6 separate regions of the Mus musculus genome follow, and regions 2, 3, 4, 5 and 6 are each linked to region 1. Evidence: chromatin loops called from intact Hi-C (ENCODE). Cell type or tissue: left cerebral cortex. All regions are shown on one strand. Region 1 holds the start of Man1c1 (mannosidase, alpha, class 1C, member 1). Region 2 overlaps Selenon (selenoprotein N). Region 3 overlaps Man1c1 (mannosidase, alpha, class 1C, member 1). Region 4 overlaps Man1c1 (mannosidase, alpha, class 1C, member 1). Region 5 holds the start of Selenon (selenoprotein N). Region 6 overlaps Man1c1 (mannosidase, alpha, class 1C, member 1).

Region 1 (5,000 bases):
CCTAGACAAGCACTTTGGGAAGAGGAACCAGAAGAGATGAGCCTTCCTGGAACTGTTTTCAAAAGTAACTAATAAGCTAGGGGGATACCCAACACCAGTGCCCAGTACCATGGCTCCGTACTGCCCACTGCCTCTGACAAAAGCCCCCTTCGTTGGGAGCTACCCATGGGGGTATTTCAGATCAGCAACCTACCATCACGAGAACAAAACTGTACATTATTTCCCTGCGATGTGACGCTAACAGGCTGCCCATTCCCAACTCTTGTTGGGAGAAGCCTGAATTTGAATCCACAGTCCATTCATTCATCAATGGACAATGACTCCCATTCCCTATCAAACATGTCCCAGGACAGCTATGAATGCATCCCAACACCTGTGTAGGTGACATCATGCCACAATGTCAGAAAGCATCCCCTGTGGGTTTGTATGGCCCTCAGAGCTGTGTTATGCATTCTAGCCATCTTTGCCCTTCTTGAGCCCAAGCTGCAAGCCATTCAACCCCATCTCCCCCAAGTTCAACCTGAGTGCTGGGAATAACTAGATTAATGGACATTTAGATAGCTATTCATGGGTACAAGCCAGGGACACAACATCACCACCATCAAAACCATCACCACATGATTCCACTAGACCACAATGGGACCAAGAGGTACAAGAAAGGAGGAAGTACAATGCTGAGACCTCCCTCGCTGGCTTAGACGTCTACAGAGGGGCCAAAGCTAGACCCTCATCCACCAACAACCTATCACCTCTTCTTCATCCAGTCCTGCAGGAAGGGGTGTGGCTTACCCAAAGACAGACAGTTAACATCTGAGCTAAGACGCCAACAGGGGTTCTCTCGATCCCTCCCCCCATCTCCGACACCTACGGTTTCAAACCCAGGATAAGGAGGTGATTAAGTAGGCCCTGACACGTGTCTAACCAGAAGCTGTGACCTCGACCCATCTTATCAGCAGCCATATCCATCTCTCACATCAGAATGTTCACAAAGACATTTACTTGCTCCTGAGCCTGAGTGTCTGTCCGGTTTCCATCCACTCTCATCCGTCACTCTCTCTGATTCTGTCCTAATGCTTACTTCCACTCTCAAAAACCTCGTCGTATAAGAACAGATCTCTTTTTATCTGATGCTAGCTCTCCTCTTCTCCTTGGGTCTAATCAATCTGTGTCTGGAGATAAACAAACCAGAGACAAATGCCACAGTCCCTTTTCGGAAAACAGGTACCTCTAAAATGACCCACCCCTAGGCGGGACACAGAGAGAAACCGAAGGAGACCCGTGGATAGACACCTCCAGCGAGATGCCCTCCTCTGATGGGACAACAAAGACAGTCATTGTGTCTTACCTTCTAAGCCACCACTTTCAGGATAGGGACATAGGGCAGGGTTCAAAGTCAAGGAGCCTGAGAAGACCACAGATCCCCAAACATAACTGTGAATACAGCCCCAAGCCCACCTCTCTGAGGAGCTTGAAGTCTGCAGACAGAGCAAGGAGGCTATAGAACAGCAGGTGCAAGGAACCACAAGCCTGCCTCTAGCTACAACCAGAGGTGTAAGGCAATGATGACCGCATCACACATCCAGATACCTAGCACCATGGGGCCCTCCTCCCACTCATGCCCACCTACACAGCCTACAGTGCTCACACCTCCTACCAGCCCCTACCACGCCCACCTGCACAGCCTACAGTGCTCACACCTTTCTACCAGCCCCAGCCATTGCAGCAAGTAGGGAGCACCAGACTCTGCTAGTCACAAAGGCTGTCTCTGCATGGGCAGGACCAAGATCCCCTCCAAGAGCCAGCCTACCATGTCCCCCATCCCCCATGCTCCACCACCACCACCACCCCCCACCCCCCAGCCATGCCCTACCAGGGAGGCTCTCAGAAGGCTCTAGCCCAGAAGTGGCTCCTTCTACCTCTCCCACTCTGGAGAATTCCCAATGCTTTTGGAGATCTTTTTGACAATTTCTTGGCAGCTCTAGGCATCCCATGAGAGACGGCATGCACGAGGTGTATGTGTGATTTCACTGGGGGCTGTGGCCCACCATGGAGGTTTGGAAGAGTGGGAAAGAAGGACTGTGCTAAGAGACAGTTTCAGGAAAAGGAGAGGCAGGTGGCCCGGGTGAATGGAAGAGAAGAAGCCCCATAACAGAAAGGGCAGAGAGGATGGCTCTCGAGTAACTGTTATAAATTCTAGTCTTTGATGATTAACCTTTGAGAGTTGAGTGAAAATTGTGGACTTGAAGTTGCTCACGTGCACACACACAAGCACTCACACACCAAGGACTTCGCTCATGTGTGGTTCCCCCGTGACCTGTGATTGCTCATACAGAATCTCAAACAGGGCTCAGCACAGCACCTTAGGGTACCAGCAGCCATAAATGGTGATCCTGGGAGGAAGGACAGCTCCCACAGAGGAAGAGGGTAGCCAAGTCCTCCAATGGCTCTGGAACATCTTGGCAGCAGAGACCCTAAAGGTGCTGCCTGCTCTCTCTAGAAATGGAAACAGCCCTGCTGACTTCCTACAGTAAACCTAGGAGGTCCAGACTGGAGCAATGCTCTCCTTCTGGGTCCCCAGGAACAGGAAAAGCATTTTCTTCTTTCCAGGGAAGAGACCCTGGCCCAGTGCTTGCTCACAGCCCCCTTGTGGCCTGGGGGTGTCACTGCAGCTCCCGCTGCTATGTTGGCCACGCAGTTCTCACAGACCACACTTAGCTGGGGTGGGGCAGAACACTCAGGTACCAGTGGCCTCTTGGCAAATTGTCGGCAAGCCAGTTCCAAGCCGTGTTTGTTTTTGATGTCTTAAAACTAAGACTGTGACTCAAGTCTAGTGATCCCTCTAAATCCCTCTGCGGCCCACTCCTTACGGGGAACCAGTCCAAGACCCGCCTCATTAAGCCAATAACCTCGGAGCTTCTGTAACATTCCCACTGCTTTATTGATCACTCCTTCGTCTTTCACATGCAATTATGTACAATTGTGGCAACGCTCGATAGAAGCAGTTAGCAGGAATGCTCGAGATCTCTGGTCTGCAAGAGGCCGAGAGATTACAAAACAGGACCCCAAATACCTCACATGTCTTGGGTTTTCCAGAGCCTGCTGGAGCTTAGGAGAAGTCAAGACTTAAAAGGCACACAGGGAGGGAGAGGGTTTCTAGTGGCTCCCTCCTGTACAAACGAAAACTAAGGACCTAAAATCCACTCCTACTAGCAACCCATCAGGGAAAGCCTGGAGCCCACCAGGGCTAGGAACTTAAAGGGGACGGGGGTGGTGGGGGGGGGGGGAATCCACCTGGAGGTTGGTAGGAGCCATGAACTAACCTAGTTATCCTAAAGTAGGCACCAAGCAAAGAGAGTAACTTCGGATTGAGGGGCGGTGCTGCGGCCTGCCTGAAGGGTCTTGGGCAGACCAGGAGCCAGGAGAGGCCAAGAAGGTGGGGAATCGCTTGCAGCTAGAAGTCTTGGCGGGAGGTGTGTGTTGGGGGGGGGGGTGCTTACCTCTTTGATTTTCTCTCGCTGAGCTCGCACCAGACTCTGGGACTCCTTACTCTCATCAGTCCTTGTCCCCAAGACCGGGTGTCGAAGGCGGCTGCGGAAACCATTGTAGTCGAAAGTGAACCGGACGCTCTCTTCCTGCGGCCTGAGGGCTGCAACCCTGTTGCCTTCCTCCCGGGGCCCGGTGGGGCGGGTTCGCCGCAGCCACCCTTTCCTACGGAGAACACCGACCAGGCGGCTGGGATCGTCCTCACCCGGGGCCGGAGCCGCAGGGGCAGGGTTGGGAGGCGGCTCCTGCTCTGACACCGAGTGGTGACCGGCGATTTCGGCCATCACCTCCAGGCCGGGCTGTTGGGTCCGCGAGGCCGAGAAGAGGCGCTTGAGGCGAGAGGAATGGGGCAGAAGGAACAGGGCGCCAAAGCACAGGGTGACGAGGCCCGAGAGGAAGAGCAGGAAAAGGAACTTCTGCGGCAGCCGCAGCCCCCACGGCGAGGCCGGGACGAAACCCGGCACTTTCCTCACCAGCATCGCGGCGCGGCCAGCAGGAGGGGGCTGTCAGCTCCGCCCGGGGCCCCGGGAGTCCTCAGAGTCCTCAAGGGTGGGGAGCAAGAGTGAAGTGGCTGGGGTCCCCGAGCAAGGCTGCGCACCTCGAGGCCGCCGCTTCGGGACCCGCCCGAAGTTCAGGGAGTTTGGAGCGAGTCCTCCCGCGCGGGGGCGGGGGCGCGGCGGCCTCGGCGGGGCCCGGGCGAGGGGGGCTGCTCGGCTGGAGCCCGGGCCCGCCGTGCGCCGCAGCCTGCCCTCCGCCTGATCCACGGAGCCCGCGCCCTCCCGCGCCTTCCCGCGCCGGAGTGGTCACATGCCGTCCGCGACGCCCTCGCGGAGGGTGCGCAGGACGCAGGCCCCGACCCGCCGGCACCCGAAGTTTCAGCCTCTGGAGCAGTTTGCAAAGGGAACCCCCGGGGCTTGCAGGGCGAGCGCAGCTCCTAGAGCGCGAGCCCAGCCGGTGGTGACGGCGCAGGGCCCGGCGGTCGGGACACGTCCACAACTTTGCTCCGCCGCGCGCGGTTGCCGCTCCCGAGGCTGCGCGGGACCCAGGGGCTTCAGATGCTCGCGCGGGGAGAGGGATACCCGGGAAGCGCGTGCGAAGCCTGCAGCTGGCCTCTGTCAGCCCTGGGCCTGCCGCTGAGCCAGGAAGCCTTGGCTCCGGCGCCGCAACTCGGGAGGGCGCGGGTCTCCTGCTGCGATCACCTGTTCCCGGCCCCGCGGCTCCGCTAGCCGCGCAGGCTCACCCGCCGCAGCTCCAGACGGGCCGCCGCTGCTCCGGCTCTCACTGCGACAGCGCCGCTGCCCCGCCCCCCGCCAGCCACGCCCTCAGGCCACGCCTACAGCGCGCCTCGCGCCCCTCCTCTCCGCCCGCCGCGGCACCGCAGTTCGGCCAATGGGGAACCTAGCCGGGAAAGATGGGCGGGTCACAGTCTGGGCCACGCCCCCCGCTCCAAATGCTGG
Region 2 (5,000 bases), 160 kb before region 1:
GCACACACCTGTATCCTAGCACTCAGGAGGCTGACCACAAATTCAGGGCCAGCCTGGGCTACATGGTGAGTGAGTTATAGGCTAGCCTGAGCTACAGACTGAGAGCCTGTCTCAAATGAAAAGCCAAGAACAGACTCTCAAGGAGTAGATGCTGAAGGAGGAAGTTGTAGGATCAGCATGGACAAACTGGCACGCCGAGCTGCAGCTGGGGGTGGCCCAGGGCCTGGTCACAGTGACCGATTCTCTCTCTCTCTTTTCTTTCTATTTTCTTTTAAATAAAAAGGTTTTTTTTTTTTTTTTTTTTTTTTTTTTTTTTTTTTTTTTTTTTAATGTGCTCGGCGTTTTGCCTGCATGTGTGGCTGTATAAGGACATCAGATCCTCTGGAACTGGGAATCATAGACAGTGGTGAGCTTCCACGTGGGCGGTGGGAATTGAACCCACGTTCTCTGGAAGAGCAGCCAGTGCTCTTAACCACTGAGCCATCTCTCCAGTCCCAGTGGCAGATTCTTGATTCCACTTCGTTCTCTGTCTCTAGGGCCTTTACACAGGCACGTTCCACTCAAACCCTCTTCCTCCTGTCATGTGACACACCACTACGCCACCTCTCACCATCCTAGGTTAAATGTCACTTTCTCCAAGAGGCCTCCCAGCTTCTCTTCTGTTACCCCACTTTGCCTTGCACACAGCTCGCTGCCCTGGGGTTACCTGCCCTGCATGTGTCTACACCACACTGGGATAATGCGTAGCTACGGCAGGGACCCATAATGTTGGCTGGGTGACAAGATTAAGGCAGGGGCATTGCTTATCTCATCTTTGAGCTAACTGTTAGATACTCAGAGAACTTTCCAGAAGGTCCTTGGCGGTCATTCTGGATAAGAAACCCAAGCCCAGCTTCTGGTACTGTCTCCTCTCTCACATGTAGATTTTACTTGACAGAATACACGATATGATGACACCCGATACCACGACTGGTATGCTCTGCCCACTTCATGGTTGAGAAAACTGAGACTCAGGGCAAGGATGTTGCTTGGTCAAGGTCACTAAATTAAAATGGCCAAGCATGAACACATCTGCCTGGCCTTTTTCCTACACTTTGGCATTGTCTTCTAGGCTCACCCAAGTACTGCAAGTGACCCTGGGACCTCAGTGGCCCAAGTCCTCATGGCTCCAAGTCTTGTTTGTCCCAGAGCCTCTTGTAACCTAGCCATAGGTATGAAACCCCCCGCTTCCCCTTAGAGCTGACCAGGGCTTCCCTCACCTCAGCAGGACTGGTCGTCCAGGGCCCCCCACAGCAAGATGGAATGAACAAGTTTCTTCTCAGCTCTGGCTCTGTCAAAGGCCTCCGTGAACGGCAGGTAGTTGACCTGTGGTCAAACCAAGACAAGCTACTGAGCGGCCGAGGCCCTGTTTGTGGTTGTGCCAGTGAAGTATTTATGTGTGTGTGTGTGTGTGTGTGTGTGTGTGTGTGTGTGTGTGAAGGGGCATAGCTGAGCCATGTGAGCCTTCTCCAAGCTCAGAGGAGCAGAAGGGACTGCTGTGCCCCAACGGTCCAGCACAGTAGCATGACTAGACCAGAGTTCTCAGCCTTGGCCTCCATCAAGGAGTCTTGCTCTGGCCTTCACGTTCAGCCTCACCTTCTTGAAGGGATACATGGCCACCTCCAGGCGCCGGGCAGCCTCTTCCCAGCTCAGCTCCTGATGCCACTTGATCTCCTCAAACACAAACTGGAGGGGTTCTCCTGAGGGCAGGCGGCTGTCAATCATGTTGCCGTCCTCATCTAGGATCACAGAGGGCACCGAGGGGCCCACAGCCTCCAGCTCCATCTGGGCCGGAAGTCAGTGGTGAGGGGTGTCTCAGAGAAGGGCCCTGAGAAACCTCCAGGGACGCTCTACTCTGCAGAAGTGGGGAGACGGGGCTCAGGGCAAGGCCTTGCAGCTGGACATATCTGGGTGGGGGCACCTGAGTGTTCACCTGGGGGACGTAGCCAATGTCCACCTCCATGTTGCTGGTCTCACTGGCCCCATACAGCCACTCCATGTCCACATTCAGGGACCTGAGGATGGCCAGGGTAAAACAACGTCACCATCAAAGCCCAGGTGACATCTTGTTTAATGCAAGCAGCTGAAGACACAGGGAGTTTGACAGCAGAGCCTGGGCCAGGCCTGGATAGTGCACAGGGCTCTCATAGCACGACCCATAGACTTCTCCTGACCCTTTGTGGCAGAGACAGGGGCAGTGCCCCGCTGCAGGACACAGGATGAGGCAGCAGTAAGACCCAGGTTGGAGCTGAGGCCCAGGACCTCCCGGCTGACTCACCCACAGAGCTCAGAAGTCTGGCTTGCTCAGTGCAGTCTGAAAGTCTGCCACACGGGGGAGCCCCAGGACCACCAAGCAATAGTCTCTGCAAAGTGACTGAACACCCTCAGAGGTGTCCCTGGGACCTGAATCTTAGACAGTCCTAGAAGCAGTAGATCCTGGCTAATCGTCTACCCTCTGTGTTATTTGGTTCTTGAATCAGGTACACTGGTGCCAGCTTCTGCCCAGAACTGGGTTCAACTCATGAAGGGGGTAGGTAGAACACCATGTCTCTGCCCTGCCCCTCTAGAGAGGGAGAGAAAGCACTCTAGTAAGTTCAGGCTCTCCCAACTATTGTTACCCCTGATCCATGGGTAAAACAGTCAGTCTTCTACCAGAACAGTGGGGAAACTGAGGCCCAGAGAGGGCCAGGGCCTTGCTCACAGCCACACAGCCCCCTGCTACCAAGAACAAATTTTGCATTGGGGCCTCAGGACTTCCAGCTCTTGCACAAGACACCATGGGCCTGCTTAAAGTCTACTTGCTATCAGGGAAGACTCTTGCCTCCCTACCCCCACCCCCCACCCCCCGCCAACACTCCACCCCTTGTCCCCAGATCTGCTGATGGGGCTGACCCAGAACAGACAAATAACTAGAGTAACAGTTGTCCCAGAAGTCCCACCAAGACCCTATGATGTCTGCCTTCTCTCAAGCCCATATATGTATTATTTCCTTCCCTCCCCAAGGATTTTGACTAGATGCCACCTCCTCTGGGAAGCCTCCCTGGATTACCATGGGCCCTGCCCAGCTGCTGACCTTCCATGGTGGCACAAGTAGGTGAGGTTCCATGTCTAGGAGGACAAGAGAAACTGAGTCTAGGGAGGACCTACAGCAGCAGTGGGACAATAGCAAAGACCCCAGCTGGCTTGCTTGGCCCTAGGGCCTTGGCTCTGTGTTGAGGTGGAGGTGGAGGGAGTGCCAAGTGCCTGGAGATTATCTGAGAAGATGGTAGGACTGCTCAGCGGTCTCCTGCTGCCTCTTCTTGGTCACCAAGTGGTGGCACTGGGGATTGAGGGAAGGGCAGAGACTGAAGAGTTTATGTGCCCCCTGATTTCTGAGCTCAGGGATAATAGTAGTAGCAGCAGCAGCAGCAGCAGCAGCAGCAGAACACAGGAGAAGGGTGCTGAGGCTGTGCCAGGGCTAGCTCCTACCTGTGATTGGGCACAAACAGCCTGAAGTCACGGATGTGTGTAGCATCTTTGGATAAGATGATATGGCCGGTGAACTGGCCGGGCGAGAACCAGAAGGGGAAGTCAGGAGGCTCGCTGAGCTGAAACTCCGCGTGGATCCTGTAGGGAATGGAGTTTGCTAAGCCTGGATCCCTCCCCAGTCTCTCCCAGAGCCCGGGGAGCCGTGGCCAGACTCCTGTGTGGTCAGAGTCAAGGAGAAAGCAGGAGATACCACCAATGTCACTCCTCTAAAAGGCTCTGTGCCATCTTCCTTAGAAGCCTTGCCCCAACCCTCTCTGCCATCCTTCTCCAGAGTGTGTGTGTGTGTGTGTGTGTGTGTGTGTGTGTGTATTTCATACCCTGGCCCTGTGTGTGAATGACACCATCCTGGTCACCAGCTAATTCCAGCTCAGGGCTAAGCAAGTTCCAGACACCTCTCACCAAATCTGTAGGAAGTTACTACTCCCCTGACCCACCGAGGAGGAAACAGATGCTCAGAGAACCGAAGCCCAACAGGGAGGGAGGTGGTAAAGTTGGGGGTCTCTGGCTTGGCTTTCTCCTACACTTCAAGCACAGTGACACTCACCGGAACATCACGGTGTAGTAGGAATCGCTGATGGCAGTCAGACAGGCCACGGTGCCCTGAGGGGCAAAGCGGGTCTTCACGAAGGGGCGTGGATGGAACATGCTTAACAGGCGATGGATGATGACCTAGGGCGGCAGTAAGATCCTAGCTGGTTTGTCAGCTCTGGACCCGAAGGCCCCAAGAGGGAGACTGAGGGGGAGGGATGCCTGGTTCTTGGGTCCAGGTTCCGATAGAAATGGCCACTCCCAAGGTGGCTCCAGGCAGAAGTTGCATCTCCCAGTGCTGTCCTTACCTCCTTGCCCTTGGGCGGTGGTGGGTAGAAGCGGTTGTTGGACAAATAGCCCGTGAAGACGCTCAGCTCCCCGGGGATAATCCACCAGGGCTGGCCCAGCTCCTGACCTGGAGGGGGCAGGAAGGGCCGGAAGTGGCGGGCAGCAAACGCTGCACTCGGCGAGGCTGCTGTGGTCCAGTTGCGGAGGCCGGACAGAGCGAGGCGGGAGACCTGGGATGGGGAAGCCAAGGCTCTAGGATGCCCTGTCGGTGTCCCTCAAGGCCAGCTAGACTATAGTCTGGGACAGGAGAGGGAGCATGGGAAAGGTCTCAGAAATGGCCACAAGCTTAGACTGTCCTGCTAGAGAGAGGCGCACCTCACACACAACCTGCCCTGGTTTCAGTGGCTTTCTGGGCCCAGCCCAGGCCCGGGGCAGCATATGCAGGGTGGGCAGCTGTGTAGCTGGAGATACTACCTGGCCTAGAACAGGGTGGTGGAGCAGGTCCCACCCCCAGCCTCTGCATAAGCCTCCAACCAGTCCCAGGTGCCAGACCCTGCCTCAGGCTGCTGGCTCCCTCAGGCATGCCCGTTTCCCATTCCCTAACCCTGGGTGTCCCC
Region 3 (5,000 bases), 76 kb before region 1:
TCACAACCCATCTGTAATAGGATCTGATGCCCTTTTCTGTGTGTCTGAAGACAGCTACAGTGTACTCATACATAAAATAAATAAATAAATCTTTTTAAAAATTGTTTTCCATACTCAGACAATGCCAACACGGATAACAGAGTTTGCTCAAACTTCACCAGACTGGACAGACACACAGGCACATCAGTGATGAGGGCACATGCCACCTGGTGAAAGGCTTTGAGTCCGTGAAAGCAGCTTTAAAATGACAGCGTCAGGCTGGGGAGACGGCCTGGCTGTTAACAGAATCTGCTGCAGAACTGTGAAGGCTAAGATCAGATCTCAGCACACACAGAACATAAACACACACACACACACACACATCACTCTCTCACACACACACCACACATCTCTCTCTCTCTCTCTCTCTCTCTCTCTCTCACACACACACACACACACACACACACACATCACTCTCTCACACACACACCACACATCTCTCTCTCTCTCTCTCTCTCTCTCTCTCTCTCTCTCACACACACACACACACACACACACACACACACACATGACTCACCAGGCTCATCCTCCCCACTGGGGCTTCTGGGCTGCTAGCAAGACTCAAGCTAGAGGCTCAGTTAGACTCTGCCTCAAAGGAATACAGTGGAGAGAAATAGAGGGGGGCACCCAGCACCCACTCTGGCTGCTACATGCACTTCTGAATGTATCAGTGCACGTGCACGCACACACACACACACACACACACACACACACATTATTTAATAAATGAACATATAAATAGGAGATGGCCATGTTTTTGGCACTGCTTCATTCACTAGTCCATCCTGTAGGAACTTAGCCTTGAGAACCAGTGACAAACCAGACGTGAAATGCGCCGGGTCTCCAGATCCCTTAACACCGGAGCCTCAGGTGACAAGAGGATTCTGCTCCACCTGGCAAAGAGGCCCTTCCCACAGAGAAGAGAAAATTTGGGACACAAATCAGCTCTCTGGAAACAGAAGTGACATTTTCACAGGATCAGCTGGAGGCCGGGAAAACTGCAAACTCTAAGTATTCCTGGTGTCGTAACTCTGTCAGCTGTGTTGACGCTGACAAGATGCTTAGCCAGCAACCTCAGACCCGTGCCAAACTGAAGCGGTTAGATGTGTAAGCCGTGTAACAACCGCCCTTCGGGGCTCTGTCGGAAGCCTGTGAGCAGGCTGAGGCCCTGCTCCTCCAGCCTGCCTGGCATCTCTGGGGGGCCTGCTTCCCTCCTCTCCTCACGCTGGGGGCTGTGCAGCTCTGAAGCACACTCATTTGTTCAGGCATCTGATGGGGACGGGGAGGGGATTGGGGGCCAGTGGGAGGCTGCACCTGCCTTCAGAAAATAGTGTCTGCCTGCCGCAGTGCCGATCTTTAGAGAGAGGCATTAATCCAGTGAACCTCATGCAGGCAATGGTGGTTGGAGGCCGGAAGGGAGATAAGGGATGGATGAGAGCCACTCAGCCTTGGAAGAGATAAAGTACTTGCTGGGAACCCCAAGGCCACAGACCTGCTTTTCTGGCCATTGATCAGAGGAGAGGTGAGCAGGATGTGCCAGGCCTGCACAGTGGTGGTGTCTGTGGGTATAGCCAGCCTGGGCTAGGGAGGCAGGGCCCAGACCTGTCATGGGGAAGAGCTGTTTGTTGCAATAAGGCTTCTTTAACCTCCTTCACTCTCCCCTCTTCATAGAAGATCTTACCATATAACCTGGGTCAGTCCTCAGTCATCCTCCTGCCTCAGCTTCTTGAGAAGCTGGAACTACCAATACACAGCACACATGAAGGACAGATTCTTAGCTTCCTTCTCTGTGGAATCGGGCCTCTCCTTCCATCTTTAGGTGTGCCCCAGGATGTATCCAACACAGGCTATCCGGCTTGGCCACTAACACCTTTACCCTCTGAGCCATCTTGCTGGCCTTCAAGGTTTTTCTTATTAGAAGTACCGAAGTCCCATTGGAGGCTGATATCCACCCATAGCTCAGCCCCTCCTTGGCAACGCCTTAGAAACAGTATGAGGTTGATGGGAGATGTTCTCCACTGGGGTGGGTAGTAGTCTCAAGTACTTAGCATGTGGCCAGCTGGAAGACGGGTTCTTACAACTGGTCTACCTGCCGTGTGCAGATTCTGTAGTCTGTCAGCTAACATCAGCTGAGCCACTGCACATATGGCTGTTTTCCAGGCCACCCCTACTGTCCCCAGTATAGCAGGAGCCCAGCTACAAGGCAGACTTGGCACCTATGGGATGAGAGTAGGGGGCTTGAGGTGCCAAAATCCTATCTGGGTCAACTAGCAGGGGCTAGTCACTTCAGGGCCCTGACCTGGCTCTGTAGCAGTGCTCGCTTACCTGGTCTAAGATATCAGAACCATCATAGAGACACAGAGATATTGTGCTCAACCCAGATTCCCAGGCCAGCTCCAGACCCCACCCCACCCCCACCCCAAACTGAGTCTGCTGTAGATGGAACCAAACTCCAATGGGACGTGTGGGTACCAAATCTGGGCTGGAGAGATAGCTCAGCGGTTAAGATCGTGCCCTGAACTTCTAGAGGACAGGGGTTCAATTCCTGACATCCACACCAGGCAGCTCACAGCTGCCTGGAACGTCAAGAGGCTATGACGTCCCCTTCTGGTCTCTGCAGGAACTGCACTCATGTGCATAACACACAGTGATATGTACTTTAAAAAAAATAATAATAAAAGTGTTTTTAAAAGATGAATAGCTTTACTATCGAGTTCATTTCAGAGCTGGCGAGCCCATGTTCAAGGGAAGGTGGGTTAAAGGGGCCACAGATGGTACAGCAGGGAAGGGGCTCCTTAATAGACAGATCAGGAAATATTCACGAGAAAGATGATGTCGATAATGGTGACGGGAGCTGAGCACAGTGTCTCTTGCATGCAATTTCAGCACTGAGGGAACGGGGAAAGGAGGAACAGGAGCTCAAGGCTACCCAGAGCTACAACGAGGAGTTCAAGGCCAGCTTGAGCTACGGAAGACTCTCTCAAAAAAACCCAAACCCCAAGATTAATAATAAAGGCATCAAAGTCAGAAAATGTCCTTATGATGCATTAACTAAGCTCACCCTCAACCATCGCAATTCCCATGTTTCCAGGAAAGGAAACTGAGGCACAGGAATGTTGACTCATATCCCCGAGGTTCACACAGGCAGCAAGCACATGGTACACAAGGTTTCCTGATACTGAAGCCTGTACAACTTTCTAGCTAACCACCCAGCCGTAGAGGGTTCACCTTCCCCAGTCCGTGGGTTGAGCTATCCACTCCAACATGTTCTGGGAGGGGAGGCTGGACCCTGGAGAGATGCCCAGACTTGCTCCCACTCCCTGTTCCCTGAAGGAGAGACATGTACAGCCAGCCCCCAGAACCTGGCAGAGCCCAGAGAATACATTTTTCAAAGACTGCAGGAACTTTTTTGCACTTGCTTCTTGGTCTGAGGGAGTTTGATGTTCGGGAATTCAAGCCCTTCAAATGAAGCCACTTCAGGGTTTGCTTCAGGCAAGAAAGCAGGCTTCAGTTTTTTTTTTTTTCCCCCCACAGAAGTCTTCTTCATTAGCCAGGAGCTGCAGCCTCTTAGGGTGGCAGGGAATGTCAAGCGACAGCTTTGTCTGGAGTGTTCGAGATTCTTTCTCATCCTCCGCGTGAGGAAGGTTAGTCTGGCTTCTTATTTTTAGATCCTAAGGCAGGGAAGAGGGACACCAGCTACCAAGGCAAGCAGCGTTGATAGAGCAGCCCCCTTCTAAGTCATCAGAACACAGTCCTGCCTCCTCTAGGTGCCTCTGAGCCTGATGTTGAAGCTGCCTGAGGCCCTCATACATGCATGGTCCTACACCCCCCACCTCACCTACCCCTACTGGCCCAGAAAAGAAAGAGGTCTCAGCTTTGGAGGCAGCCCAGATCTGACCACCTGTGCAGCAGGGGCAGGTCACCCCCTGGAGTCTGTTCACCCTTTAAGATGTAATGGCTGGCGCTCAAGAGGAAGCATCCTGATTTGAAGAGAGGAGGAAACAGGCTGTTGCTGGGTTGCTAAGGTCAACATTGGGGGCAACAGTGAGACAGGCCCAGGATTCAGATCCACTAGGCAGGGAAAGGCAGCTCTACGCACCGGGGTCCATATGACTTCCTGGGGCCTCGCAGGTGGTCTTTGGGACCCCTTTCTCGCGCTTTTCTTTTCTTGTTTGGTTGAGACAAGTTCTCACTCTTAGTCCAGGCTAGACTTTGACCTCCTGATCCTCCTGCCTCCAACCTTCAATGTGGGGACTGTAAGCCTACACTATCATACCCAACTCCACTTCCTCTGTTACAAAGAGAGAAAAGGGCCATTTACAGCTGTATCACTATAAAGATGTGTCTGATCTCATCTGGGTACATTATTACATGTGCTTTTTTTTTTCTTCTGATTCGAAAAGAAATTGAAATTAAAACATTCTGTGGGCCCATGGGCCCCATGTGTTATACTTAATGAAGTAGTCAGCCTGCACAGAGCCATGAGGAGTGATCTACGGCTGAGTGCACAGAGATCTCTGACGCCCAGACCCCACTCCCACACTTCCCAACCCCTGTCAGACAGTGGCCTCCTGGGTGTGGCCTGTGCTGTCCCTCACCTGGAATGGATTTCACTGTCATCTGTCAGCGTGTACCTTCCCAGCAACCTGGCTCCCGAGAATGAGCAGCTGCGCTCACATAACCCCTTCCAAATGCCACCATCTCCACGGTCCCCCACAGTGCAAGATGCAGAGATGGGTGGGAAAGGGATGACAGCTTTAGGGCTTCAGGAATGGGGTGCGTGCCCCTCCTCGGACACCCCAAGGGTCTCTGGCAGATATGATCCCTTTGCATACATTCTGACTGGTGGCAGATGTGGGCATCGCTGATCTACCTTCCTGTGAGCCTGCCGGACCTGGCTGATTTTCAGCCTTCCTTCCCATCCCGAGCCTGGCTCCCAGCTGGGTGCACAGTGAGGACTC
Region 4 (5,000 bases), 60 kb before region 1:
CACACACAGGCCCTGGGCTCCCGCATCTAGTCACCCTTCAGATTTCCCTGGGGTTTCCGTATCAGGCTTGCTTCTCTGGATCCAACTCCAGCAGCCTGTATTCCATGGGAGTGAGGAGTGGGGGATATGGTGCTGCGGTTATCTGGTCCAGCACAGCATCCTTCCCTAAAGAAAGGAGGTGCTCAGGCTGCCCCCAGCATCTTCTTGCTAGAGGGCCTGTAGAGCAGGAGCTAGCACCATGACAGGCAGAGGAGTGACGTCCGAAATAGGAGACTGAGCTTGCAGCCTTTAGGAGATGCAGAGAGGGGCTCTGGGTTCAAAGAATGGAGCAGTAAAGAGGGGACACAGCCAGAAGGGCTTCAGGAGAAACGTGAGGGCACGTGGCTGACCTGCTGTCACCAGCCAACATAAAGGACACCCCAAGATTTTATCTAAAGGCAACCCAAACGGGGCCTCTTTAGACACATATTCATTCTCTCTGGAGACAACGCCACCTTGCCATCACCCTCCCTCCTGTAAGGTGGATTTACCCAGTCTTCCATGTTCCCCTCCCTCACCAGCCTCACTTTCCCAAGCTGCATCGCTCAGAAGTGAGGATATAAGAGCGGACAGGAGCACTTGGGTCCTCTGAGTCCAGAAAAGCTTGGAAGAGCCTAGGAAGGGACAGAAGCACTGGAGGCCCCAGAGGTCTGTGTCAACTCACCAAACATGCTGCCCTCGAAGCCGTCCTTTGTGAGTGGCCGGAGCTCATTCTTGCCCATCGCATAACGGCGGTAATTCTGCCAGGAAAACCGCATCATCTGCGGGAAAGAGCAGGGGACCAGGCCCCGGTGAGACGATGCTGGTGGCCAGGGGCACCCACCACACCCTCTACCAAGCTCTCGGCCCTGTAGACAGCCGTTCCTCTCCAGTCACGCCACACACTGAAGACCATTCACAGGTTTCCCAGAAGGAACCTAGAGCGCTGGCTGAATTCTAGCTTTGTTCGAGGCCAAGAGGAAAAACCAGAAAGAAGAGGGAAAAACTCTTAGGCGGGCAGTGTGGTTCAGTGGTAGGAGCCTGCCCATTAGAACTGTGTAGAAAGCCAACACACACACAAGGAGATGGGTCGGAAATGAGGTAACCAGTTCAAATTTCCCAGGTGGTCAGTGAGAGGGCCGGGAACAGGATGCACACTCTGGTTAGAAGTGTCAGGTCTGTCCCCTAAAGACTATGGACTGTGCTGAGCTAGGCACCCTGGGCTCTTTGGGCCCTCGCTGGTCACTGTCATTGGTTCTCTGTATGGCTGTGGGCCAGAAGCTCATTGAGGCCAGACACTATACCTGCCTTGCCTCAGTTTCCCTGACAACCCAGCCCAGGTCATGGTACATACTATCGGCGTATCTGAGGACAGTCACTCTGTTTGTGCCGGAGTCTCAACATAAAGGCTCCTCCGGGCTACTAGTCCCTAGCTGCACTCAGCCTAGAGGCTGAGGGACATGGTGACAATCTGCTCACCCTGCTCCCGAATCCCCACAGTCACCCTCATTTGTTTTTACACTCTGTCCCTTTCACTTCTGTAAGGCAGGGTGCAGGAAGAGGGTCGCAGGGGTGGAACTCTGGAGTGACAGTGGGGTGGAATGGGACTTGCTTGTTTTTTGAGACAGGGTCTCAGGTAGCCCGTTAGCTCACTCTGCTGCCAAAGATAATCTTAAACCTCTGGCACTCCTGTCTGCACCTCTCATGTGGCTCTGGGCTGGGAGCAGGGCACCCTGCACATTAAGTGAGCATGCCCAGTTGAGCCACTACAACCCTTCAACCCGTTCTTGCCGGTTCCCATTTGTCAGTGTTTCCAAACACTGCCATGCCTTGGTTTACTCTGTCCTGTGTTTCCTCCAGCAGCGCCTGCCTCTGAGACAATCCCACCTCCTTCCCCATGTTCCCAGTAGTCAGCCTTTTCCCTGGTGCCCAGGCTTAAAAGCCATCTCTTCTGGTAATCATTGCTGCTGTGACCGACATCTACAGGGGAGTGACTTCATGGGAGCACGGCATGGACTCTGACTGGCAGGATGCTCTAGCACAGTGTCCCAAATGATGGCACGGAGGTTCCAGGAAAGTGAGAAGGATAGCACAGCTAGCCAGACTGGACTGCGTCTGTCACCCAGAGCAGCAGGCCCCCATCATCCATAGCCGCTGTGCAGCTCCCTGCTCCACGGCTCATGCCAGCATCGTGGCACTGTGTGGCAAGAGCTCGGCACGGGCCTGGAGGCCTGCCCCCACTCCTCTGTTATTTTCTACTTATCTCCAATTGGCAATAACGGAGAATAATTGCGGGGTATGCGCGTGGAGAAAGAATGGAGTCCCTCCCTCCCTCCCTCTTTCCTATGCACCCCCTGCCCCCGCCCCCGCTGCCACTGAAGTTGGCAGTAGGGTAGGCAGCAGCCACAAGATCTCAGAACATAAACCACACAGCAGAGCTGTGTAGGCTGCTGCGCCCCACCCTGAACCAACCCCTACTTAGAAAGAAATGAGTGTTCACGAGTTATGAGGATCACAGGTGTATATTCAGAGCCGTCCCCTCCAGGCCGTGACCTGCCAGCTGTATCAGTGGAGGAGGACAAAGGTGGCCAAAGGCACAAATGATCCTCGTGTCACCCCGAGCTGGACCAGGAAGGCACGCAACTGCCTCTATGTGCAAACCCTCAAACACGCACGAGCCACCCCTCCCTCCCACTAAGATGCCTGGGCACTAGACAAGCGCGCACACACCTAGCAAGCGCCTGCTAGGCCTGGGCGTAGGCCTGGGCGTGGGCTCGTGTTTGAGCTGCACGTGGAGGCAAGGCTCTCCCAGCAGCCCCACCCTCTCCCCCTACCAGCTGCTCATCCTCCTTCAGGCCCCAGCTGAAGGATGTGTGTGTGCAGGGAGTCGTCAGTCCCAGCCCCGCCTGAGGTGGTGCATGCTCCAGTTCCATATCACCTGGTTATGTAGTGTGATAGAGGCCAGTCTGGGCTGCATGCGATCATGCCTCAAAAAAACAAACAAGCAAAAAGATACCCTGGTGCCCGGGATCAAGGGTTTTCCCACTGGCATCAAATCAGCCCCACAGCCCCTATCCATGTGGCACACCTAAATGCCCTCTGGCACCGGCACATGGAAGAGACTTGTTAAATATCTGCTGAAGCACTGAATAAAAGAACAAATAGGAAACCTAGCCCCTCAGCTTCACCCATGGCCAGGGCTAGTTTTCCTATGTGGACTCCATGATACAGGTGGGAACCAGCCACTGAGCAAGGGCTGTTTAGAGGAGTCCGCTGGGTCCCAAACGCTTGGTCAGACAGGTGCATACAAGGGGACCTTGTCCAAAGGCATGATGTAATCCTAAGATCCTAAAGGAGGTCACTCAGGCTACTTCCTGTCTCACCCATGTTCCTAAGTAGAACATTAAGCTACCTCTACTTGAATACCCCCAGTGATGTGGGGTTCACCACCTTTCTGGACAGCCCCATCAACTGCAGAATGTCACAAGTCCTTCCAGAACCCGTCCAATATGTTCTCCCCTAGTACCCGAGTCAAAAAGCATCTTACACACACACACACACTCCCCTCAAGGACCCAACACTCCTGTCCCCTTAGCTGAACAGCCCTGCTCTGTCAACAGGTTCCCCTAGCCTAACCTCCGAATCCACTGTGTTCAGCCATGGCACCCTCTGTGAACACACCTTCCCCTCAGGTACCCCATGACTTCATCACCCATTTTGATAAAAAGCAGAAATACTGTATCAACCTGCCTTGGCCACCCTGCAGCTGGGGGTGTGGGGGGGGGTGTCTGTCATTTGTCCCTGGTAACACCCACTTCACCCGGCTCCGTCTACCATCCCACACCTGCTGACTCCCATTTCTGTTTCTCATCTGACACTATCCCAACCTTTGTGGAACCAGATCTGACCGTGCAGTTCAATGTCTGCCTGCTTTGGGCAACGGGCAAACTGACTAGATGGGCTGGCATCTGTGCCACCCTGATTTGGGACATAAGTGCAAATGGTTGGACTGAGGGCAAGGAATCACCAGACGCCTTCCTCTTGGTTCTAGAACCAGTTGCTGACCATTAGCCAAGAGCTTACCAGCAAAACCCATCACTCTATGTTTGTATGCAAAGGCAGAGAAGGAAAACAGGTTCAGGCTGGCAGGACTGTTCTTGGAGAACTCATTTTGGCTGCCTCTGATCATTCCTTTTTGTTCTAAACTCTTAAGAATCACTCACTTAAAGCCCCACTGGTCCCATAAGGATGGCAATATGCAGAAAGATGACATTAAAAGCATTGGCAGGGATGTGGGGAAGGCCTCATCGATGGCGGGTGGTGATGGAGACGGGCAGAAAAAGGTTCCCATGTGGAGTGGTCCAGTTTCTTTTTCTGTTGTGTTAAACACTGTAACCAAAGCAACCTGGAGGAATCACAGTTCCACATCACAGTCTATCACCGAGGGAAGCCGAGGCAGGAACCTGGAGCAGAGCCCAGGAGACACACTGTACCTGGTTTGCTTGCTCACTTTGGAAGCCTAGGAATGGTGCTGCCCACAGTGGGCTGGGCTCCTCCCACATCAACCAACAATCAAAACTATTCTCCACAGACCACAGGCCAAACTGCTGTAAACAAGCCTACCACTGAAACACTCTGTTCCTAGGTGATTCCTGGTTATGCTGCCAATAAAAACCACGACAGGGGAGTTAGCATTTAACCCAGTCCTTCTGGGTAAGATGATCATGGGTAAAATGGCTGTGAAAAAAAAAATGCATCAGCTTAGGAGGCCCAGGAGGTCCATCTTCAGAAAGGCCTGCTTGCCAGCCTCTGGGCAGATGAATTTCTTGAGCATTCCATGCCTGGCTGACTGATAAGGAGATCCACCAAACTAAGACAATACAAACACACTTACACGGAGGCATCTGCTTTTCTGCCTGTGGCCTGGGACTTCAGGACATGTTAGGCAGAGAGTGCTGACGTGACCAGTCTCTAGGAGCACA
Region 5 (5,000 bases), 150 kb before region 1:
GAAGGAGCTGAGCTAAGCATCACCATGGGCCCCAAACTCTCCATCCCAGTCCCTGAAGCAGGGAGCTGCTTCCTGCTACAGTGGCTCCTGCCATTCTTTTCCAGAGTCCCCTCCACACTTGCCAGCCCATTTGCTCAAATGTCACTTCCCAACAGTCCCAGAGTTCCTTGTCCCCTTTTCAGTCGCGTCTGGTCCCAGCTTCACTCCACGTCTTCATCCATTGTCTACTCCGAGTTCCCTCCCTCCTCTCCCAAAGGCCCGGTCCTACTTTTTACCCTGTCCTGGCCATTGTCCCCTCCGGCCTCCCCACTTCCCCCCTTCCCTGGTGCGGGGTAGAGCTTTGCTCTGCGCCTCTTTCTGCAGCCACTGTCCCCCTCCTGTCCCCTCCGACCTGCCGCGCGGCCGCCTGGGCGTCGGCGAGGAGCGCGCAGGCCCGGGCAGCGGCGACAGCGGCGGCGGCCGCCAGCAGGGCTCCGAGCAGCGCCAGGGCGCGGGCGCGGCGGCGTGGAGGCGCGGGCTGAGCGCCGGGGTCCGGGCTGTGCGGGCGGCGCGCTGCGGGCCTGGCCTGGCCCATGGCGGCGGCTCCGGGGATCCCGGCGGCTGCAGGGAAGGGGATCGCACGGCGCGGGGCGGGCGGCGCGGGGCGGGGCGGAGCTGGGAGGGAGGGCGTCAGCAGGGTGGACTGCCGGCCCATCACTGCCGGGGAAAGAGGGAGGTCCCGAGGGCACAGCGCCTGCTCAGCCGGTCCATAGGCCCTCTACCTCGCCGCTTCCAAAATAAATAAAATAATAAATAAATAAATAAATTCTTTTAGACATCCTTTCACTCTGTAGCTCAGGCAAGCCTGAAACTCGCTGTGTTGTCCAAGCTGACCCTGAACTTGTGATGCTCCTCCTGTCTTCTGAGCCTCCAAGTATAATCACCCTCATCCCTGCGCACACACACAGGCTATGATCACCCTCATCCCTGCACACACAGGCTATGATCACCCTCATCCCTGCACACACAGGCTCTTTCCCTTTCTCCCTCCCTTCCATCCAAAGTTCAGTTAGTTCTGCAAAATGTGTGTGCCATAGTGAAAGAGTGCTGTTGAAATTATGATCTAAAATATGGTTAGGACTCAAAAGAACTCCTGGGAACTGGGGAGAGGACACAGCGGGTTGTTGCAGAAGCTGATCCCTAGCACCCGTGCTAAAAAGCCAGATGTGCCCACACATTATTTAATAGGAAGGTTGAGCAGAAAAACCCTTGGGACTTGTTGGCCAGTTAGTCTAGCCAAACAGGTGAGAGACCCTGTCTCAAAAAATAAGTTGGAGAGTGATAGAGGAAGAGACCTGACATTGGCATAATACGCATACACACACACATAGTACACACATACATACACACACATAGACTCACACACGTACACATATATACATACATACATGAATATGCACATAGACTCAAACACACACATATACACATACATACATACATACATGAATATGGACACAGACTCAAACACACACATATACACATACATACATACATTCATACATACAAACATACATATACACACATAGACTCACATATACATACACACATATACACACATAGACTCATACACATACATATACACACGTACACACATACATACACACATATACATACATACATACATGAATATATACACAGACTCACCCACACATATATACACACATACACATATACACACATACACAACACACATACTCTCACACACATATACACACATATATACATATACACATATACACATACACATATACACACATATACACATACCCACATAGACTCACGTACATACACACATACATATGCACACACATAGACTCACATACATACACACATAATATGCACACACATAGACTCACATACATACACACACATGTATACAATACATACATACATACATATACATACACACATATATATATATACATACACACATATACACTCACATGCATATACATACATACACACACACACACACACACATGAATCCACTTTATAATACCAGAACAGAACATGACTGAGCAGGTTTTAGCCACACATAAAAATGGTGGCCTCCAATGATGGCTGGACCCAGCACCTCCCCTTCAGGATCCAGCTGAAGGGCTTTCTTTAGATCGCTCCTGATCACACACAGGCAGTGAGCACTGAGGCCTTCCCAGCCTCAGTGTATGGAGAGTGCCAGAGGCCCTTCTGGGGTTCAGTGAGCCAGAGCCATAGCTGCTGACTACTGCAACCCCAGTAGATGGTGTAGTACTACCAGCTAGATCTGCCTGGAGCACACTGGGCATGGAAAGGGATTAGGCAAGGAAAGGATGCAACCAGAGGAAAAGTTGTCCTCTGGGGCCATCCCCAGGGGTCCTACTTCCTGCCAGGCATCCTTTAATGACCTCAGGTTCCAAGGCCCCAAGGTGACTGCTCTTTCCCAGGGGCCAGAGGCTGTGAAGTTCTAGACTTCAGTCTTCAGGAAAGATGTGTAACCTTTGCAGACCACCATCAGGTCCTGTGCACTAGTGGCTCCCAGTGTGCATGCACAAGTGGATTCCAGGCCATTGTGTGCTAGATGGGGGTCGGCTGGCTTATAATATTGTCTTATTTTCTTCCCAGGTCACCTAGCCAAGTGAAGTTTCCTTTTTGTTTTTGTTTTTTGAAACAGGGTCTCTCTGTGTAGCCCTGGCTGCCCTGGAACTCACTCTGTAGACCAGGCTGTCCTCAAACTTAGAAATCTGCCTGCCTCTGCCTCCCAAGTGTGGGACTAAAGGCGTGCGCCACCATGCCCCAGCCAAGTCTGCCTGTTTTTTTTTTTTTTTAATGTCTTTGTTACTTTTTTTTTTTTTAGATTTATTTATTTTTATTATATATAAGTACACTGTAGCTATCTTCAGACACTCCAGAAGAGGGAGTCAGATCTCATTATGGATGGTTGTGAGCCACCATGTGGTTGCTGGGATTTGAACTTCAGACCTTCAGAAGAGCAGTCGGGTGCTCTTACCCACTGAGCCATCTCACCAGCCCTTTTTTTTTTTTTTTTTTATTGAACTCTGTTGGGGGCTGAGGAGATGCTCAGCAGTGGCTGCACAACCCCGAGGACCCAGGTTCAGATCCCCAGTACTCATGTAAGTAAATCAGTGTAGACACATCTGTAATCCCAGGGTTAAGTGGCTGCAGGCACAGGGAGGGGACAGGGGACTGGGGAAAGGGGAGGTCGGGGTGGAGGTGAGGGTGTCCCCCGAGCTCAAGAGCCAGCAAGTCTAGAAGGTCAGTGACCTCCTGAGTTCAGTGAGGTCTTGAGACACGAGATGGTGAGCATGGCTTGACTTTGCTGCTATTCTGTAGTATGTTGGCCACCCGTTGTCACCGTGCCATGAAGAGAGGGCCTTGTTTTTCCTATTCAGGGACTCCACAGTGTCCATTGGAGAGGGTGGTGGTTTGAATACGTTTGGCTCAGGGAGTGGCACTATTCAGGGTGGCCTTGTTGGAGGACGTGTGTCACTGTGGGGGTTGGCAATGAGACCCTCATCCTAACCACGAAGGATCCAGTCTTCTCCCAGGTGCCTTAGGAACAGGAGGTAGAACTCTCAGCTCCTGCAGCGCCATGTCTGCCTGGACGCTGCCATGCTCCCCCGCTTTGATGATAACAGACTGAACCTCTGACCCCGTAAGCCAGCCCCAATTAAACGTTGTCCTTTATAGGAGTAGCCTTGGTTATGGTATCTGTTCACAGCAATAAAACCCAAACTAAGACAGACAGGTAGCTCCCAGGAACATTCCGGGACTGTGGGCCTGGCCTAGCCTTGTCCTGTGTTCTGACTCCAGATTCTCAGGGGATGAGGAGGACCTGACATCTGGTGTTGACGTCCCAAGCTCCTAACTGTGCCACTTCCAACTCATTATAGCTAATGTTTGGGGACACCCTACGTGAAACAGATGCTATTAGCAAAGCAAATTCTGTTCTATGTGGAAGCACAGCTAACAGAGTGCAGAGCAGGTCAGGGGGAAGATGGATAAGCCCGGTCCCCAGAAAACAAACGAGGGGACGTGGATTTGCCACGCTTGCTTTATTTATCACACTGGGGGTTTGCTAAAGGCATAGATTCCATGGGGATGTCTGCTGCCCAGGCAGGGGTGGGGGCTGGGAATGAGGGGTGCAGGACACAAGGGTGGAGTGGGGCCTAACTTGGTTGAAGTATTTTAAGCAAGGGGGAAGGGGGTTCTGTCTTAGTCCTGGCCTGCCTTTCTATGATTCCTCTGTGTTTATGTCTGTCTGTCTCTCTCTGTACATGTCTCTTTCTTTCTCTGGGCCACACAAACACACACAGACACACACAGATATGCAGTCACACAGACACACATACAGACACACACACAGACATGCACACACATACAGACACAGACACACATACAGAGACACACACAGACACAGACACACAGACACACAGACACACAGACACACACAGACACACAGACACACACACACACACACACACACACACACACACACACACAGGCTATCCTCCAGCAGCTTCCGGTTTCCCAACTGTTTGCTGTGCTAGCCCTGAAGGGACAGTAGTGCCTGCAGGGGGCGCTGCAGCTCCCTCCTTCTTTCCCCTACAGCAAGTCCAGGAGCGGCATCTGAATCTTTTCTATTACCTGGGACCCCCCCCCCCTCCCAAAGGGAAGCTTTACTCAAATTCTACCCCCACCATCCTGGAAGCCAGTGATGAGACCAGCATGTGGGAGATGAACGAGTGCCACTTGGGGAAAATGGCTCTTCTGGGTCTCTGAACTAAATAAGGACCTACTATGTGCCAGGAGCTGCCCTGTATCCCAGAACACAGTAGGGGGGAAGAGAAGGTCTTTCTGTGCCAGAGTAGACTGTTCTGCAGGGGAATTGCTGACGTACATAGCAAGGTAACTTCAGATAATGATTGCCCTGACAAAGGAAGGGAAATGAGGCGTGGGTACCG
Region 6 (5,000 bases), 120 kb before region 1:
AACTCGGCCAGGATGCTGCTGCTGCCTGCCGTGGCCCAGCCCCAGCTACCGCTGAAAAGACATCAGCTCTGTCACCCTGCTGGCTCCTTGGCTGAGAGCGGCAGCAGCTGTGGTACAGGGTGGTGCCTGCTGTGTGCCAGGCACCTCGGCTAATCCTCCTGGGCCCCACCATATGGATGGCACCGAAGCTGGTGAGGGGTGGGACCTGGTGAAGGTGGTCTGAGCCCATGCCACAGTCTTTGTTCCTCCCAAGCAGTCTCTATAGTGTTTGGGGTGTTGTGTCTGTGGTGAAATTTGCAGGTGACATTGATGGTGTCGTTGAGAAGCCCCAAAGCCCCACAGGACACTCAATGATCATTTTTAGAGACACCCCGAAACACACACAGACTTTTGCCTGCCCTTTAATCTAGGGTCCTATAAGCCCCAGACTGGACTGCTGGACCCAAGGAAGCTGGGAGTGAGGAGTGAAAGAAGTAGGGCCCTCATAGCCAAGGCTAGCCTCTCATGAACATGTCAGTCATGTTCTAGCCCTGTGCTTGCAGGAGGCTCTGATGTCCACTTCAGCGTCTAGGGCTATGGGAAGAAAATTCTCAGCATGTGAGTTATCTTCCCATCTTCCCTTCTAGAGACAAAGGATCAGGCCAGAGTCAGACACTTTCCGCCAGTCACCAGTCTGTGCGGCAGCTGGGCCCTACAGAAAGCAGCACCGAGCCAGCCGAGGCCTCTGCCTGCATTGCCCCACCCTTTGAGGGGGAGCTTCCCAGACCTCTCTGCCTGCTGCACCCTGGAACCAGAAGGTGGGGGCACGGTGCTGCTCAGCTGGCGAGCTCAGACAAGCCCTTGAATCCTGTGTGCCTCAGTTTCTGTCTCTATATGGCAGAATGAGGCCAACCGCTTCTTGCCATTGCCTCCCCAGGCTCAGGCTTCTGTGGGGGCCAAGAAAGTAAGGGCGGGGGTTGTTAAGGACTGCTGTGGGCAAGACCAAGGCTTCAGAGGACCATGTCTCAGATTCCACATGCATATCTTCACTACTTTCTCACAGGATTATTTAGGTTTCCAAGGGGACAGGCATTCTACAGAGAGTTAGTGAAGACTCAGGGAGAGAGCAAGACACAGCAGGCACCTCCCCTCTGCAGGCCCTGGGTGGCTGTGTCGCCTTTGGGGGGTTTCTCTGCTCTCCTGCTGCCTCGGAACCCGCTGCTGTCCATCCACCTCCACAGATGGAGATGACTTGGGAAGGCAGTGTGGGGTGGGGAGGTGCCTGGGGGCCATACTTCTGAAGGCCCAAGGCCTCACAGGCCACTCTAAGCTCTGCCCGTGCCCTGTATCGGTCTCTGGTGCTCTGGCAGAGAAGAAGAGACGATTCTTTCAGGTAGCTCAGCCTCCCAGGTAGCCTGCCTGCTTGCTTGCTTTTTAGACATTATTTCACTAGGTAGACCAGGCTATGCTGAAACTCACTCTGTAGATCAAGCTGGCCTTGAACTCAGAGATCTGACTACCTCTGCCTCCAGAGTGAGTGCTGGGATCAAAGGCGTGTGCACCCTCATTCCCTTCCAGCCTCCAGTGAGTTCTGGACTCACTGTCCACCACACAGGCCTCTCTGTTCTCTCTCCTGGCTTCCCTCAGTCACCTGCCCCAGAGACTTCAGGTAGTAGGGAGAGCATGCGAATGTGCGTAGGGGTGGGAGTGAATGGTGGGGGGAGCTTTGTCACTCTGCCTAGTCACTGGCTTTCTCTATGTCCCAGACCAGGGGTCCTCAGGAGTGCCCCTCCACTTAACTAGACCTCAGCTTCCTCCTCCCTTAAACCAAGGTGCTCAGCCTCACGGAGCTATTGTGAGGCATCAATTATGCACGTGACCTTCATCTTTATCAGTATGTAATTATGCATATGTAAGTGACAATACACTTCTAACGGGAGCCAGGTGACTTTGGTATCTTATTTTACCTTCACCCAACTCTATTAGCAGATACTGTGATCTTCCTGTCATAGGTAGGAATATTTAGGCTCAGAGAGGGGGAGGCACTTTTTCAATGTCACACAGAAAGCTGTAGAGCTGAATCTAAATACTAGGTACTAAACACAACCACAGCATTCTGGAGGGGAGAGGGGTCATCCTACCAGCTCTGTGACCCAGTGGACCAACAGTAAGATTTTCACTTCTCTCCTTTCCCCTGGCAAGGTTGCTCTACAGTACCCTCGCTGCTTGGTTAACCTCTTGTGTATGGTGTAATCATGACAGCCAGAGCTGAGTTCAAATACTAACTTTACTCAGTTGCTGCGTGACTTTGGGGGCATTACTGCACTTCTCTGAGCCTCGTTTTCTTTCCTGGCAAAAAAGAGGTCCTTCCCGGTGGTTAGAAAGGAAAGTTCTCTGTTGTGGGCTCACAGGGTGCCTGTGTGCTCAAAAGCTGCTAGCAGTTATGTAGCTGTGTTTACACAGGTTTAGAGGGAGAACACCCCAGTAAAAGTACATTGGATAACTGCGGGAGGCCGTGTATGGATTTGAGAAGGGCGTGACAATGGAAGCCCAGGAAGTCCGCCACACACACAGCATCGCTCCGTGGCCCATCACGGAACCTAAAAATAGCCACGACTGGGCCAGGAATCTTGGGGTCTGGGTAGGACCAGGCTCCGCTGGGGCCACAGGTGAGACAGGAGGCTAGGGCTGAGGGAGGGGCACTGGGGGCTGTGCCCAGACCCAGGGTCTCTTCTGCCTCCATTCTCAGGATTAGTGTCTGTGGAGAAGCACTCAGCATCCAGGCCTGGTGTATGTTTCTGAGGTATCTGCGTGTTACCTCAGCCAGCCTCATGGCCACCCTGGCCTCTGTGAAGTTTAACTGAGGACACTGGGAAGTCTTGCCACCAGGGGGAGCTGGTTTGTGGGGGGCACAGAGGGCAATGCTACCCAGGCCACAGGGCACCGAGGGAGGGTGAGGCCCAGGAAGAGCTGAGTGGACTCTTCTCCCAGGCACCTGGCCAGCACTCTTGTGAGGTACCCCAGATGATTGCTCCGGCAGGACAGGGAGTATGGGCTACCCAGCCTTCCTCTCTCAGCTCAAGGATGTCATGCATGGCCCAGAGCTGCGGGATCCGCCTGGGAAGCCAGGGCCAACAGGTTCTAGGGCAACAGGACACTGGCGGCTGTTTGCAGAGGAACAAATGTCCCTCCCACCCTGAGAAGGTCAAGCCTTTGTGGTTCAAACCCTGAGACCTACACTTGGTAGCCAGTGCCTGTCCAGGGCAGTGCTTAGCAAAGGTCAGTTCGCAGTGTGCACAGAAAGGAAACTATCCATCCGAGTGCCCTCAGCTCCCGAATCTGCAAACATTTAAGCCAGAGAAACTGACTCCCTAGGACTCCGTTCTGTCTGCCAACTGTCCCTGGGCCTTCTCATCAGGGCCCCAACTCAAGACCCATAAATGGGGGTGGATCACGGTCACCAGTTCAAAGTGGGCATCTCACCTTTTGAAGTTGACCACGCCCTTGGGGATGCCCGTGGGTGTGTTGAAGGCAGGCAGCAGTTTCTCACCCAGCTTGATGGCCTTCACTCGGAACACCTGAGGGGGAAGAGTCAAAGGGCACTGAGTCTGAATAGGGTGGAGTGGTCACTCTAACCCAGTCAAGGCTGAGAGACAGGACCTGGCCCCCAGACAGCTGGGTTTTGGGGTCCTTACACCAGGCATTTCTGAGTGTCCATTTCTGTGTTCATGAAATGCCTGGGTTGTTCCTCAGATGGTAGGGGGGACGAAGGACTGTCATTGTGATCAGGTGACCTTGGGAAGGGGAGGGGAAAGAAGTCAGTGTCACCTCCAAGTCCAGGGACAGACCCCACTGAGAAGGGGGTGCTGCTGGCATCAGCACTGCCTTTACCAAGCTATGGGACACTACAGGCTGTGGAATGCTACAGGCTGTGGGATGCTACAGGCTGTGGGTGCTACAGGCTATGGGATGCTACAGGCTGTGGGATGCTACAGGCTGTGGGTGCTACAGACTGTGGATGCTACAGGCTGTGGGTGCTACAGGCTGTGGGGTGCTACAGGCTGTGGGATGCTACAGGCTATGGGATGCTACAGGCTATGGGATGCTACAGGCTGTGGGTGCTACAGGCTGTGGGTGCTACAGGCTGTGGGGTGCTACAGGCTGTGGGTGCTACAGGCTGTGGAATGCTACAGGCTGTGGGATGCTACAGGCTGTGGGGTGCTACAGGCTGTGGGATGCTACAGGCTATGGGATGCTACAGGCTATGGGATGCTACAGGCTGTGGGTGCTACAGGCTGTGGGATGCTACAGGCTGTGGGATGCTACAGGCTGTGGGATGCTACAGGCTGTGGGATGCTACAGACTGTGGGTGCTACAGGCTGTGGGATGCTACAGGCTATGGGATGCTACAGGCTATGGGATGCTACAGGCTATGGGATGCTACAGGCTGTGGGGTGCTACAAGCTGAATGGTGCGGCATGCACCTGGAGCAACTCCAAAGGTCTATGTGTTGAAGGCTTGGTCCCCAGTCTTGTTACTACCGGGAGATGGAGGAACCTTTAAAAGCTGGAACCTAAGGGAAAAGTTAGGTTGGGAGGGGGGCTTGATGGGGATAGCAGGGGCCCCCACCCCTCTCTTGGTCTCTGCTTCCTGGCATCTCTACCATCATGTGTTCCAGCCATGATGTCCTGGACCACTCTGGACCTGAGGCAGTGGCTAAGTAAGCAGGGACCATTGAACCAGTGAGCCCAGCTGGACATTTTTTTTCAAGTTGTCTCAGGCATTTTGTTCTGTGAGGGGGAGCTAATTAAAGCATCGAGAGTAAGGGAAAATGAGCTGTGTATCTGTATGGAGAATATATAGCATTGGACTTGAAGTCCAGACCATCCAGGTTCTAGAAACTTCTACCTCCTGGGCGGCAGCTTCTCAGTGAGGTCACGGGAGACATGTCTTTCTTTGATAGTCGAGGCCACTCAATTGTTTTCAGTGTTATGCACAGGGGAGACAGGGTGAACGGGTTG

The links. A loop is a pair of places that touch in the nucleus more often than their neighbours do. Peaks named below come from ENCODE experiments on the same cell type or tissue, not always from the same donor. Only the 100,000 strongest peaks of a DNase experiment are listed, where the experiment ranks them.
Region 2: a loop joins it to region 1, with 3 times the contacts of the local background. A loop is called at or near these places in 36 of 42 quality-filtered maps.
Region 3: it touches region 1 in a loop (2.6-fold over the local background); 12 of 42 quality-filtered maps call a loop at or near these places.
Region 4: it touches region 1 in a loop (2.4-fold over the local background); 12 of 42 quality-filtered maps call a loop at or near these places.
Region 5: it touches region 1 in a loop (3-fold over the local background); 36 of 42 quality-filtered maps call a loop at or near these places.
Region 6: a loop joins it to region 1, with 2.4 times the contacts of the local background. A loop is called at or near these places in 12 of 42 quality-filtered maps.

The regions. Positions count from the first base shown.
Region 1 is chr4:134,699,448-134,704,447 of GRCm38, forward strand. Man1c1 (mannosidase, alpha, class 1C, member 1) reads right to left here and starts at 4,843. Exons shown (of 12, transcript NM_207237.3): 1 at 3,498-4,843. The coding sequence starts at 4,022. In left cerebral cortex, a CTCF peak has its summit at 2,654 (motif pointing left); DNase peaks (open chromatin) are centred at 1,650, 2,662, 3,762, 4,421 and 1 more place; H3K4me3 peaks cover 3,666 bases; H3K27ac peaks cover 2,129 bases.
Region 2 is chr4:134,541,078-134,546,077 of GRCm38, forward strand. Selenon (selenoprotein N) reads right to left here. Exons shown (of 12, transcript NM_029100.2): 4 at 4,404-4,613; 5 at 4,112-4,236; 6 at 3,508-3,645; 7 at 1,973-2,054; 8 at 1,636-1,824; 9 at 1,260-1,365. Among named protein-coding and RNA genes, the nearest start is that of Mtfr1l, 8.2 kb to the left of the region's middle. In left cerebral cortex, a CTCF peak has its summit at 2,374 (motif pointing right); DNase peaks (open chromatin) are centred at 388 and 2,369.
Region 3 is chr4:134,623,181-134,628,180 of GRCm38, forward strand. The region is part of intron 2 of Man1c1 (mannosidase, alpha, class 1C, member 1); the gene reads right to left. Among named protein-coding and RNA genes, the nearest start is that of Gm42326, 33 kb to the left of the region's middle. In left cerebral cortex, a CTCF peak has its summit at 2,666 (motif pointing left); DNase peaks (open chromatin) are centred at 1,083, 3,354 and 3,649; H3K27ac peaks cover 3,558 bases.
Region 4 is chr4:134,639,584-134,644,583 of GRCm38, forward strand. Man1c1 (mannosidase, alpha, class 1C, member 1) reads right to left here. Exons shown (of 12, transcript NM_207237.3): 2 at 704-800. Among named protein-coding and RNA genes, the nearest start is that of Gm42326, 50 kb to the left of the region's middle. In left cerebral cortex, no CTCF peak of the experiment used is centred here; DNase peaks (open chromatin) are centred at 2,123, 2,504 and 2,805; H3K27ac peaks cover 1,855 bases.
Region 5 is chr4:134,551,546-134,556,545 of GRCm38, forward strand. Selenon (selenoprotein N) reads right to left here and starts at 621. Exons shown (of 12, transcript NM_029100.2): 1 at 392-621. The coding sequence starts at 574. In left cerebral cortex, CTCF peaks have their summits at 2,285 and 4,622 (motif pointing right); DNase peaks (open chromatin) are centred at 269, 704, 2,305 and 4,612; H3K4me3 peaks cover 1,041 bases; H3K27ac peaks cover 984 bases.
Region 6 is chr4:134,580,838-134,585,837 of GRCm38, forward strand. It overlaps Man1c1 (mannosidase, alpha, class 1C, member 1), which reads right to left. Exons shown (of 12, transcript NM_207237.3): 5 at 3,463-3,557; 6 at 1-51. Among named protein-coding and RNA genes, the nearest start is that of Gm42326, 8.9 kb to the right of the region's middle. In left cerebral cortex, a CTCF peak has its summit at 2,855 (motif pointing right); DNase peaks (open chromatin) are centred at 46, 746 and 4,788; H3K27ac peaks cover 1,670 bases.